3 separate regions of the Mus musculus genome follow, and regions 2 and 3 are each linked to region 1. The links are chromatin contacts, found by Hi-C or POLR2A ChIA-PET in ENCODE. All regions are on one chromosome and are shown on one strand. Each heading gives the region's core, a stretch centred on a gene start or an enhancer-like site at or near the end of the contact. The rest is flanking DNA. Distances are from core to core; before and after follow the strand shown. Region 1 holds the start of 4930579G24Rik (RIKEN cDNA 4930579G24 gene). Region 2 holds the start of Ppid (peptidylprolyl isomerase D (cyclophilin D)). Region 3 holds the start of 4930589L23Rik (RIKEN cDNA 4930589L23 gene).

What was found. Hi-C counts contacts between places; a loop is a spot of excess contacts on that map. ChIA-PET counts read pairs that join two places held with the same protein, here RNA polymerase II (POLR2A).
Region 2: POLR2A ChIA-PET joins it to region 1 with 29 read pairs in Patski. The contact joins the promoter of Ppid here to the promoter of 4930579G24Rik in region 1. A Hi-C loop is called at or near these places in 1 of 37 maps with a recorded cell type or tissue (heart). POLR2A ChIA-PET finds 5 or more read pairs at or near these places in 3 of 5 experiments (Patski and embryonic stem cell).
Region 3: POLR2A ChIA-PET joins it to region 1 with 31 read pairs in embryonic stem cell. The contact joins the promoter of 4930589L23Rik here to the promoter of 4930579G24Rik in region 1. POLR2A ChIA-PET finds 5 or more read pairs at or near these places in 3 of 5 experiments (Patski and embryonic stem cell).

Annotation. Positions count from the first base shown.
Region 1 is chr3:79,627,289-79,630,439 of GRCm38, forward strand. It overlaps 4930579G24Rik (RIKEN cDNA 4930579G24 gene), which reads left to right and starts at 1,791. Exons shown (of 2, transcript NM_029482.1): 1 at 1,791-2,068. The coding sequence starts at 1,889. Etfdh (electron transferring flavoprotein, dehydrogenase) reads right to left here and starts at 1,479. Exons shown (of 13, transcript NM_025794.2): 1 at 1,230-1,479. The coding sequence starts at 1,263.
Region 2 is chr3:79,589,597-79,592,862 of GRCm38, forward strand. Ppid (peptidylprolyl isomerase D (cyclophilin D)) reads left to right here and starts at 1,741. Exons shown (of 10, transcript NM_026352.4): 1 at 1,741-1,961. The coding sequence starts at 1,877.
Region 3 is chr3:79,566,375-79,569,838 of GRCm38, forward strand. 4930589L23Rik (RIKEN cDNA 4930589L23 gene) reads left to right here and starts at 1,818. Exons shown (of 2, transcript NR_152118.1): 1 at 1,818-2,824. Fnip2 (folliculin interacting protein 2) reads right to left here and starts at 1,305. Exons shown (of 17, transcript NM_001162999.2): 1 at 1,135-1,305. The coding sequence starts at 1,229.

The DNA.
Region 1 (3,151 bases), core at 541-3,040:
TAATTCACGGGGGAAAGATATTTATAAGTACTTATAGGCAAATTTGGTTGAGTTCAAACATACTATCATCATTTAAAAGGTATTTATTATACCCTGTAGTTTACCATATACAAGTTATCATTTACTTCTGAAAATTCATTCTATTATTTGTACAGCTACTAATTTGCTCGAGAACAGTTGGAACCGTGGCCTCTGATTCCCACCAGAGAATTTTAAAAAGGTATAACGTTTATTCCTTTGCTTAAACGAGCATGGTATCTCTCATGACCCATCTGAACATTTAGGCATAAAGACAGAGTTCCAGTAGAAAGCAAAGTCAGAGTCACTGAACACCGGATCAGCCATACACGACATACTTAGCACATTTAGTTGTCACCACTAGAGGTAACACTGAGTAATGAAAATGTAACAAATTAGCGTTTAAAGAAAAGTCACTGACTAGATCCAAGACTGCATCTAAATTAGACTGTAAACTGATGGCTCTCAAAGCATACCATCTTCTGTGGATAATAGATGCTTGGTTTGAATATACACCATATTGTTTAAACAAGTATACAAATACTTGTTTAAAAATCCCACAGCCAAATTAACTTCAGTAAAGATTTATATTAAGCCAGTTACAACAGAATTCAAGATCCTCTAAACTTCTGTTTGAACGAGGGGGTTGTTTTTAAGTAAAAACTTAAAACTATCCTGCAACTGCTTTAAGAAACACCCATAACAGAAACGCCTGGTGTTAACTCTGGATAATGCAGAAAAAATTCCGACTCCAGACATAATTGGTAATATATGAGTTAATACGATATGAGAGCTCAGACTTCAATTAAGATTAGACTATTATGGCTGCAAAGTCAGGTCAGAGCCAAGGCGAAAACCCACACAAGTTTTTCTTTCTTTCCCATTCCTAATAAGGCGGCAGATAATACCTGAGCCTTGAGGTAAAGATTAGGAGCGGCATTTGGGGGAACTCCACCGAGGGGGCAGTGTTGACAATTTTCTCTTCTCATGACCTTTAACCTAGATGATAATTCTGCCAACTGGGGCAACTCCAAGGTCGGTAAGGTAGGGTCGGCCACCAGGCGCTGACAGCATTGACCTTTGCCCTAGTTTAGCCTAAGACAATAGACAAGGAAAGAGATGCTGGCAGTACCCCGGGTGTGGCCCCAGTCTTGTTTTGTCCCAACTTATCCACCTTGCTCCTTCTGTCCCCACCAGGAGTTTCGTCTCACCAGGGCAGGACAGCTTGGTTAGTCGCACCAACATGTTCAAAGTGACCCGGAGACTTGACCAGATACAAAGGAGAGAGGCGTGGGTCTGCGGCTTGCCGAGGGTGCTGGACTTCTAGGCTACGAGGGGCGCCATCACCTGCCAAGAAGCCCCGACTGCTCAGCTTCTGTCAGCGTCTGGGCTCTGCCGACCGCCCTTGCTTCGCGGCGTACCCGCCCCTCTTCTGCTTTGCGCCGGCGCCACAGAGGACACGAAGGCCAGTAAGGTTTCCGGGTCACATACAAGCCAGGAAAAGGCAGAAGACTCCATCTCCCAGTCATCCTCAGCCAGGAACCTAGTGTGCAGAAGAGGCCGACAAGCTCTCGCGTGTGCGCATGCGCCCTAGAAGCATAGCGAGGCTGATTTGCTAGGCATTCTGGGAGTTGTAGTGTTTAGCTCCTGGAGCTGTGCGCAGGAGCCTGGTGACGCCTGGCTTGATATCTGATTGGCTGTCTGGAAAAAATGAGACGTACTTGGGGTCCAGGGCAGAGACAAACGAGAAGATGGGGCGGGACTCCGTGTGGGAGGAGGCGGAGCCTATGGGCTTTGGGCGCGAGCGGTCGAAAGGCAGTTGGTGAGGGTTCGGTTGCTTGATCCGGTCCAGTAGCCCCAGCTCACTCCCATGGCTGACTCTGAGGAGTTTCGGGCTTCTTCGCCGCCGCCGCCGCCTCCCTCATCTCCGTCGTCAGGCGCCTCTTCGTCGTCCCTCAGCATGCCAGTGAGTTTGGGCTGGCGGGATCCGAGCAGGAGTCCCGGTCCAACCGTGGACCCGCTGGAGCAAGTGGAGCTGCAGATCGGAGACGTGAGTGTCGCCGTTGCGGCTGAGAGCTGATTGCAGCTAGGGTGCTCCTGCCTGCGGTTCTTGGAGTTGAGGGCTAGCCTCGGCTCTCTCTTCCCGCATCTTTCTTTCCTTCTCCTTCTGCTAGCGGTCATCCGCAGCCCCGCTGCCAGGATCCTCTCTCCGCCTCCTCCCATCCCTCGGAGCACTTTGGGCGGTCATAGCTTGCCTCCTTGCCCATTGGTGCTTTCTAAGGGACTCGAGCTTGTGCTTCTAGTTGGCCACCAGCCCAGGGCCAGCTGGTGATGCTGTTGTGTGTCGCTTACTTGGCTCTGTGTTGGACTTGAGTGGACCAGGGCTAATCACAGCCGGCAGATGGATTTGATAGGACAGTTTAGAACAGAATCTTGCAATGCAAAAATTCTGTAAAGTTTTTGTTCAATCTCGAATTCCCAGAAATAACTTCCTGACCCCAACACGTATAACGCTGAGGGGTTGGAGGGTCACAGCGGCACTTTATTTATTTATTATTAGGTATTTTCCTCATTTACATTTCCAATGCTATCCCAAAAGTCCCCCATACCCTCTCCCACTCCCCTACCCACCCACTCCCACTTTTTGGCCCTGGCGTTCCCCTGTACTGAGGCATATAGAGTTTGCCAGTCCAATGGGCCGTTCTTTCCATTGAAGGCCGACTAGGCCATCTTTTGATACATATGCAGCTAGAGTCAAGAGCTCCGGGGTACTGGTTAGTTCATAATGTTGTTCCACCTATAGGGTTGCAGATCTCTTTAGCTCCTTGGGTACTTTCTCAAGCTCCTCCATTGGGGGCCCTGTGATCCATCCAATAGCTGACTGTGAGCATCCACTTATGTGTTTACAGTGGCACTTTATAAGGACTCTTTGAGAGGGAGAAAGGACTGAAGTATGTAGCAGACAATCTTCCTGGAGAGGGTTGTGGAATAACCACACAAAAGATTTGGAAACTAGAACTGGCTGACAGGTTTTTATTCTTTTGTCAAAAGAGATGGCTGAAGTATTAGTCCAGGTCCCTCCCCCCAAACAATACAGGTTACAAATAAATGTGAACAATAAATGCTGACATGA
Region 2 (3,266 bases), core at 491-2,990, 38 kb before region 1:
ACAAGGCAACTTACAGAAGAGCGAGCTTGTTTGGGTGTTTAGCTCCTGATACTCTTGCCTCTAGTGCGGAGATTATAGGTGCTGGGTACCAACTTGGGCTGGTTAATTTTTTTCCTGGGCTGGTTTATTTATTTATTTTTTAAAGGTAAGGTCTCGTTCTGTAGTACTGACTAACCTGGGACTATCCATCTTCCTGTTTCTACCTCATAAGTGCCACCTGGCCAGTCTTAACAATGTTTTACCTCCTTTTTTGTCTTTTTGGAGTGAGTGCCTCTTTACTTAGCCCAGGCTAACTTGAACTTTGGATTCTCCTGGCATGGAATCAACTACTGGCATAACAGGCCTATGCCAAAGCTACTCGTCCTAAATGTACTTTCTTATTCTTTTTTAAAAATTGCATATTTTCTTTATGTACACTTCAAAATGTTATCCCCTTTCCTGGCTTCTCACTCCCAGAAACTCCCTATCCCACCCCCTCCCCCTGCTTCTATGAGGGTGTTCCTCCACCCACCACTCACTCCCACCCTCAATTCCCCTACATTGGGGCATCTATCCAGCCTTCATAGGATCAAGAACCTCTCCTCCCATTGTTGCCTGACAAGGGCATTCTCTGCTATACATGTAGCCGGAGCTATGTGTACTCCTTGGTTGGTGGCTTAGTGCCTGAGAACTCTGTTGGTTGATATTGTTGTTCTTCCTATGGGGTTGCAAACCCCTTCAGCTCCTTCAATTCTTTCCTTAACTCCTCAATTGGGACCCCCAACCCCCTCAGTCCAATGGTTGACTGTGAGCATCCGCCTCTGTATTTGTAAGGCTCTGGCAGGGCCTCTATATACAGCTATATCAGGCTCCTGTCAGCAAGCATTTCTTGGCATCTACAATAGTGTCAGGATTTGGTGACTGTATATGGGATGAATCCTCAGGTGGGACAGTCTCTGGATGGCCACTTTTTAAATTCTTACTGGCATAGCTCAGGCTGGCCTGGAACTCACATAGATCGTCCTGCTTCTACCTCCTCAGTACTGAATAACCACATTCAACTTTAAGTTGTGTATTTTACACCAAGCCCATTAGAAAAAAAAAAAAAAGACAGACTATTATAGGATATCTAGTTTTAACAGAAGTCAAATAAATCCTCTTTTAGATTCTCAACATCAGCGCATTTGGAGCCTTTGCTTTAGACTGGGTCACTTACAACTTAACGGCCAAATGACAATAACATGGCAATAGTAACTGGACATCTGTTATTTATTAGAAGCCACATGTTTATGTCAGGCATTCTGATAAGTAATTTATGTCTTTAATTTCCAAAACGCCTTCCCTAGGTAGGTAGGCATTAAGAAAAAGAAGGCACCAATTAATTTATGTATGTGCGCTTCTGTGTGCATGCTACGACATACTCGTGGAGATCAGATGGCAACTGGGTGATAACATTCTTTCCTTTCACCTTACGGATCCTGGGGATCAGACTCAGGTCGTGCCGCCTAGCCACCATGTCTGCTCAGAGGAGGCATTTTTATCCCCATTTTACAGACGAGTAAACTAAGTTTCGTTGTAGTTACTGGCATTTCGTGGCAGAGTCGAGGCTAGGATGGTTTCCAAATTCTCCACCCAGCGATGCAGCAAACACCAGGGAACGGCGCACACACTAAAAAGAAACCGACGGCCACTACAGCCACCTAAAGAGAAGCATTAGGGGCCAGGCGCAGAAACCGGAAGGTGAAGGCGCCACCGGAAACCAGAGTACAGCTTCCGGCGGTGCGCAGGAAGTAACTCTTCCGCGCGTTGCCAGGTTATAACGTAGAGGGGCAGTAGAGTTTGCTCCGGTCTCGCGCACGAGGTGCTCGTGTCCCGCTGCCCAGTGCCCGCAGTGAAGATGTCCCACGCATCCCCGGCAGCCAAGCCCTCCAACTCCAAGAACCCGCGAGTCTTCTTTGACGTGGACATCGGCGGGGAGCGAGGTGAGCGGCGCGAACGGCTCAGCGGTTCCCTCGCCCGGGGCCTCCCTGCTGCGGTTCTCCTTGGCCCGCTGGCTGTTCGGCGGCTCGGGGCCTGGGATCCGGAGGGGGATAGCAGCCTAGGTCCCAGACGGAGCGAGCCCTGGCCTCCACGAGTCCAGATTGCGCCCTCTCCCTTCCGGTGGAAGTTTCTGGAAATTTCTACTTCTACTTTAGGGATCGTGGCGTCCCTATCGTTTGTCTCTTTTTGATCGCACTTCCCTGCAACCTTTGCATCACTACTTACTATAAAGTGAAATGATTTGACGAGTAGTGGTGGATAGTTCGGTATGCTTCCTGGATATGTGCCTGGGGGGCTCAAGACACGCCACGTGCCTCTTGGTACACGAACTACATTGGGAGCTACCAGATCATTTTCAAATTAGAGTGACTTTCGTGCTTAGTGCTTTTTCCTTATTACTGATTATAGTAGCAGTTTAAGTAGGCGATCGTTTGTGCTGTTTTGGCATCATGGAATTGAGCACTATGTCTGTATGGTTACCTAGGATTCAGAGCTAAGAAGCCCTAAGCCAGTGGCTTAACCGGTGGGTGGAGGAAACTCCTTGGAGGGTGGGTTGTTAAACGACCATTTCACCGAGTTGCATATCAGATATTTTCATTACTAATCGTAACAGTAGCAAACTTACAGTTATGATGAGGAACTATATTAAAGGGTGGAAGCATTAAGAAGGTTGAGAAACACTGTCATAAGCCCTCGTGTTGCTTTGTAACTCAATTGGGCTTTTCTGAAGCATGTTAGAGTTGTAGGCCAGACCTGCTGGGATGGGTACACACACGGGTATATATGCATTCACTTTGTTTTGTAACAGATTTTATTGTTAACTGTCTCTTGGATTCTTGAGAAGGGAACTGTTTCAGAGGTTACAAAAGGCAGTTTCCATAGAACACAGAGTGGACTATGTCTTCTGTTAGTTACTTAGCGATTAGAAATTCTGAGTGCAGGGCCCCTGAGATAGGTCAGCAGGTAAAGGTGTCTGCCACCAACCCTGAATCCCAGCGATTGTCCCATGATCTCCACACTACATGCCTCAGCCTCACACATAAAATAAAATTTTTTTAAAAATATTTTTTAAGGATTTATTTATGATTATATCTAAGTACACTGTAGCTGTCTTCAGATGCCTTCAGAAGAGGACATCAGATCTCATTTCAGATGGTTGTGAGCCACCATGTGGTTGCTGGGGTTTGAACTCAGGACCTTCGGAAGAGCAGTCAGTGCTCTTAACCACTGAGCCATCTCTCCAGCCC
Region 3 (3,464 bases), core at 568-3,067, 61 kb before region 1:
TTGTTTGTTTTTAAAAAAAATTCAAAGTCTTACATTCTGAACATAAAGTATCCCTAGAAGGTCTGAATCGGTGTGAGGTGTTCAGTTTTCTGTTTTGTTTTGTTTTGTTTTATAGTGATGAAAACTTAAATGGCAAATAAAATGTTTTCTCAACTAGTAGTGCTGAGAGACAGTACAGGACCCAGGAGAGCATCTTTGGAAACTTACCACTCAAAAGCAGAATAGTATAGGGATGTTACTGAGAGCCAATTGCTTAGCTCAAAATGCAAGACCAGCCGCCACTTAGAGCTGTGGGTCTTGAGCCAGCTTAACACATGCTAATCCAAAGGTATGTGTTCCGAAGATGAACTATTAAATATCTGCCTCTGCTTTGTTAAATTAGAACCCGAGACGTTTCATAAAAAGCATTTCCCTCCCTTTCCACTCATCATGCGGCATCAGCCTTCTAACTGATGAGGAAATTACACACTTTTATTCATCCGCCGGCGAGCTTGTCATACACTGCAAGAAAGAAGCTGCTTTTTTCGTGGCTTCACCCTTTCCAACTTCAAAATACTGTCACATACTCAGTGGGTTGGAGCTGCCTGCAAAATGACAGCTTACAGGCTCTGGGGCAGGGGAGACGCAGGTGACTCTCCCTCCAGAGACCCTGGAAGGTACACACCGGTCCCAGACGTGCTCAGACACGGGGGCATATGGAGAAATTTTGTGGGGCACCTGAGGAAAGAGGGCAGAGGATGGCGCAGGGCTCCCACCTGGGGAGACCTGGAGAGCAAGGAAGGAGGACGGCGCTGAGGTTCCACCCAGAAGGAGCAGTAGAAAAGGGACAGGGCGGTTCGCGGCTCTGAGACCCTGAAAGAAGTGGAAAGAGGAGCCCAACCTGGGAGAACCCGGCGAGGGAGGGAAGAGGATGCTGCTGGGTCCCACCCAGAAAGAGGGGCGAGAGAGGCGTGGGGTCCCACCCGGGAGGACCGGGACAGAGGAGAGTGAGAGACTGGGGTCTTTCCCAGGAGGATCTGGGAAGAAGGGACAGGGTGGCGCGGGGTCCCGCCCAGGAGGAGGGGACAGGGTGGCGCGGGGGTCCGGTCTCCATGCAGCCCGCCTGAGGCCTCCCTCCCGCTCGCACGCGCTCACCTGAAGGCCGGCTCCTCCTTGGGCGGCCGGGCCTGGGCAGACGCTGCGCCGCCGCCCCTTTTGTTGAAGAGCTTCTGGAGCAGGGTCGGGGCCATGGCGTGCACGCGGCGGCCCGGGCGGGCGGCCACGCTCCGGGACCCGACGGCTCAGCGCGCAGCCCACGGCGGCCGCGGCGGGGCCATGGCGACGGGGGCGCGGCCGCCCGGAGGGGCGCGAGCGCGGGACCGCTGCAGCGGACGGAAGGTGCGGCGCCGCGGCCGCCGGCCGGTCATATGACGGAGCCGGCCCGCCCGGCTGACAGCTCGCTCCCGCGGGAGGAGGAGCGCGGAGAGGGCAGCACGAGGGAGAGGGAGGAGCACGGGAAGAAGAGGAGGGAGAGCATGAGGGAGGGGAGGAGCACGAGGATGGCAGGGAGGGGGGTGCACGAGCGAGGGGGAGGAGCGCCGGGAGGAGGGAGGAGGAGCGTCAGAAGGCAGCACGAGGGACTGGGAGGAGCAAGAGGGACTGGGAGGAGCGCAGGCGATGAAGAGTGGAACGTGTTGGGAGGAATACAAGGGAGTGGGAGAGAGGAGTGGGCGATGGAGGAGGAGCGCCAGGGAAGCGGAGAGTGGAGCCGGGAGAGGCTCGTAGGGAGGAGTGGGGCGGGGCGTGTGGGGGGAGGGGGAGGAGCATAGAGGCCTAACGTCTCCATTGGCCAGCTTTACCCGCCCTGCGCCGACATCACTAGGGGTACGCCCGGAGTTATCACTCGCCGGGCTCTTACTGGGGCTAGAGAGTTGGGCGGGGTGCACGAGTCTTCACACACTTGACCTACTGAGCTCCAGAGCACAACTATGGAGGTTTTTGTTCTTTGGAAAGAAAAGCCCTTGAACTTGGTCCTCATTTTATCGGGTCCAGGACTCCCTAGCAGAAAACGTGGCCTGAGCTGGAGAAGCAACTTTAGTGCCTGACGTTGCTGCTGGGGATTCTGGCCCCTGCTGCATTTGAGGTCCCAGCAAGCAACTGCCGGAACCAGAGTAAATCAGCAGGCTCAATTTTGAATTTACAAACAGTTTATTCAGGTCACCGGGTTTTGTTTTGGTTTTTTTTGTTTTTTGGGGTTTTTTTGGGTTTTTTGGTGTGTTGGTTCCCACTGGTACATAAGTCACACAAAAGCTGTGCATGTACTAAGCCCATATGTGCGTGCGTTAAGCCCACATATACACACAAATGATTGCTTTCCTAGTTCGTGTTCACATTGGGCACATAAAAAAAAAAAAAAAAAACTCAATAGATTCTTTGATTTAGGGAAGCTGAGTGTGTGCTTAGACTCATTTGCCTGTGCTTTCACGCCTCAGACCCCCTGAGAATTTATTGTGCTGTGGTGCAAGACGTTAAAGAACCTGCGGTTATGAAGAGTCTGACCACATTCAAAACAGTTTATTAATCTGTTTTGCGGCCTAGAGCTCTAACGTGGTTCAGATGGTAGGTAGTAGAGCTAGAGTTAGTTACTTTTGAGTTCCACTCTGACTCCAGCAAATTTGAGGACGGTGAACAAATGACCCACCAAGATTTCTTAGACTTGATCAAAGGAAAGTTAAGGATGGAGAAACATGGCTCAGCAGTTACAAACATAAGCTGCGTTTGCACGGGACTGGAGATCTCTTCCCAGCAAGTGGATCAGAAAGCTCACAACCAAGTCCAACTCCAGGTCAGAAGTCGTCCTCCCCCTTTTGGTGCCCAAGGGCACTGCACTCAGAGGCACAAAGTTACACAATGCGCGCGCATGCACACACACACACACACACACACACACACACAGAGAGAGAGAGAGAGCGCTAAAAAGCAAAACAAGCAAACAAAAAAAGAGGACATTTAGACGTTTAAAAGCAAACATATTTCACAAATATAAGTAATCAAAAGAGGGGGTGGGGCATAGCTCTAATCTGCTCAAGGCCCCCAATCCAGAGGTTGCTTCCTGGTTTCTTAGTCCGGGTCTCTAGCACTGCCACATGGCTCTGTATGTGAAGAGGAACAGGGATATTGTGAATGCTTAGAGATGACAGGATAACAATGAAATGAAATGAAAACTGGGACTTGTGAGGGCTGTCTTCCACAAGCCGATCTATCAGTTCCTGTGACTTGTTTCCATATATGCATGCTCTGTAGTCTGTTTTAGTTTGATTTCTGTTATATTATCATAAATACTGCTTGTGACCTGCTGAAACCTGGTTCTCCTTCCTGAAGAAGCTAGAAGAAAAGCAGTTAGGAGTCGTTTCTTCCCTCCTAACTGAGATATAATTATTAATATTTAATATCTGGATATAATGTTACCACTATCTTGATAGAAG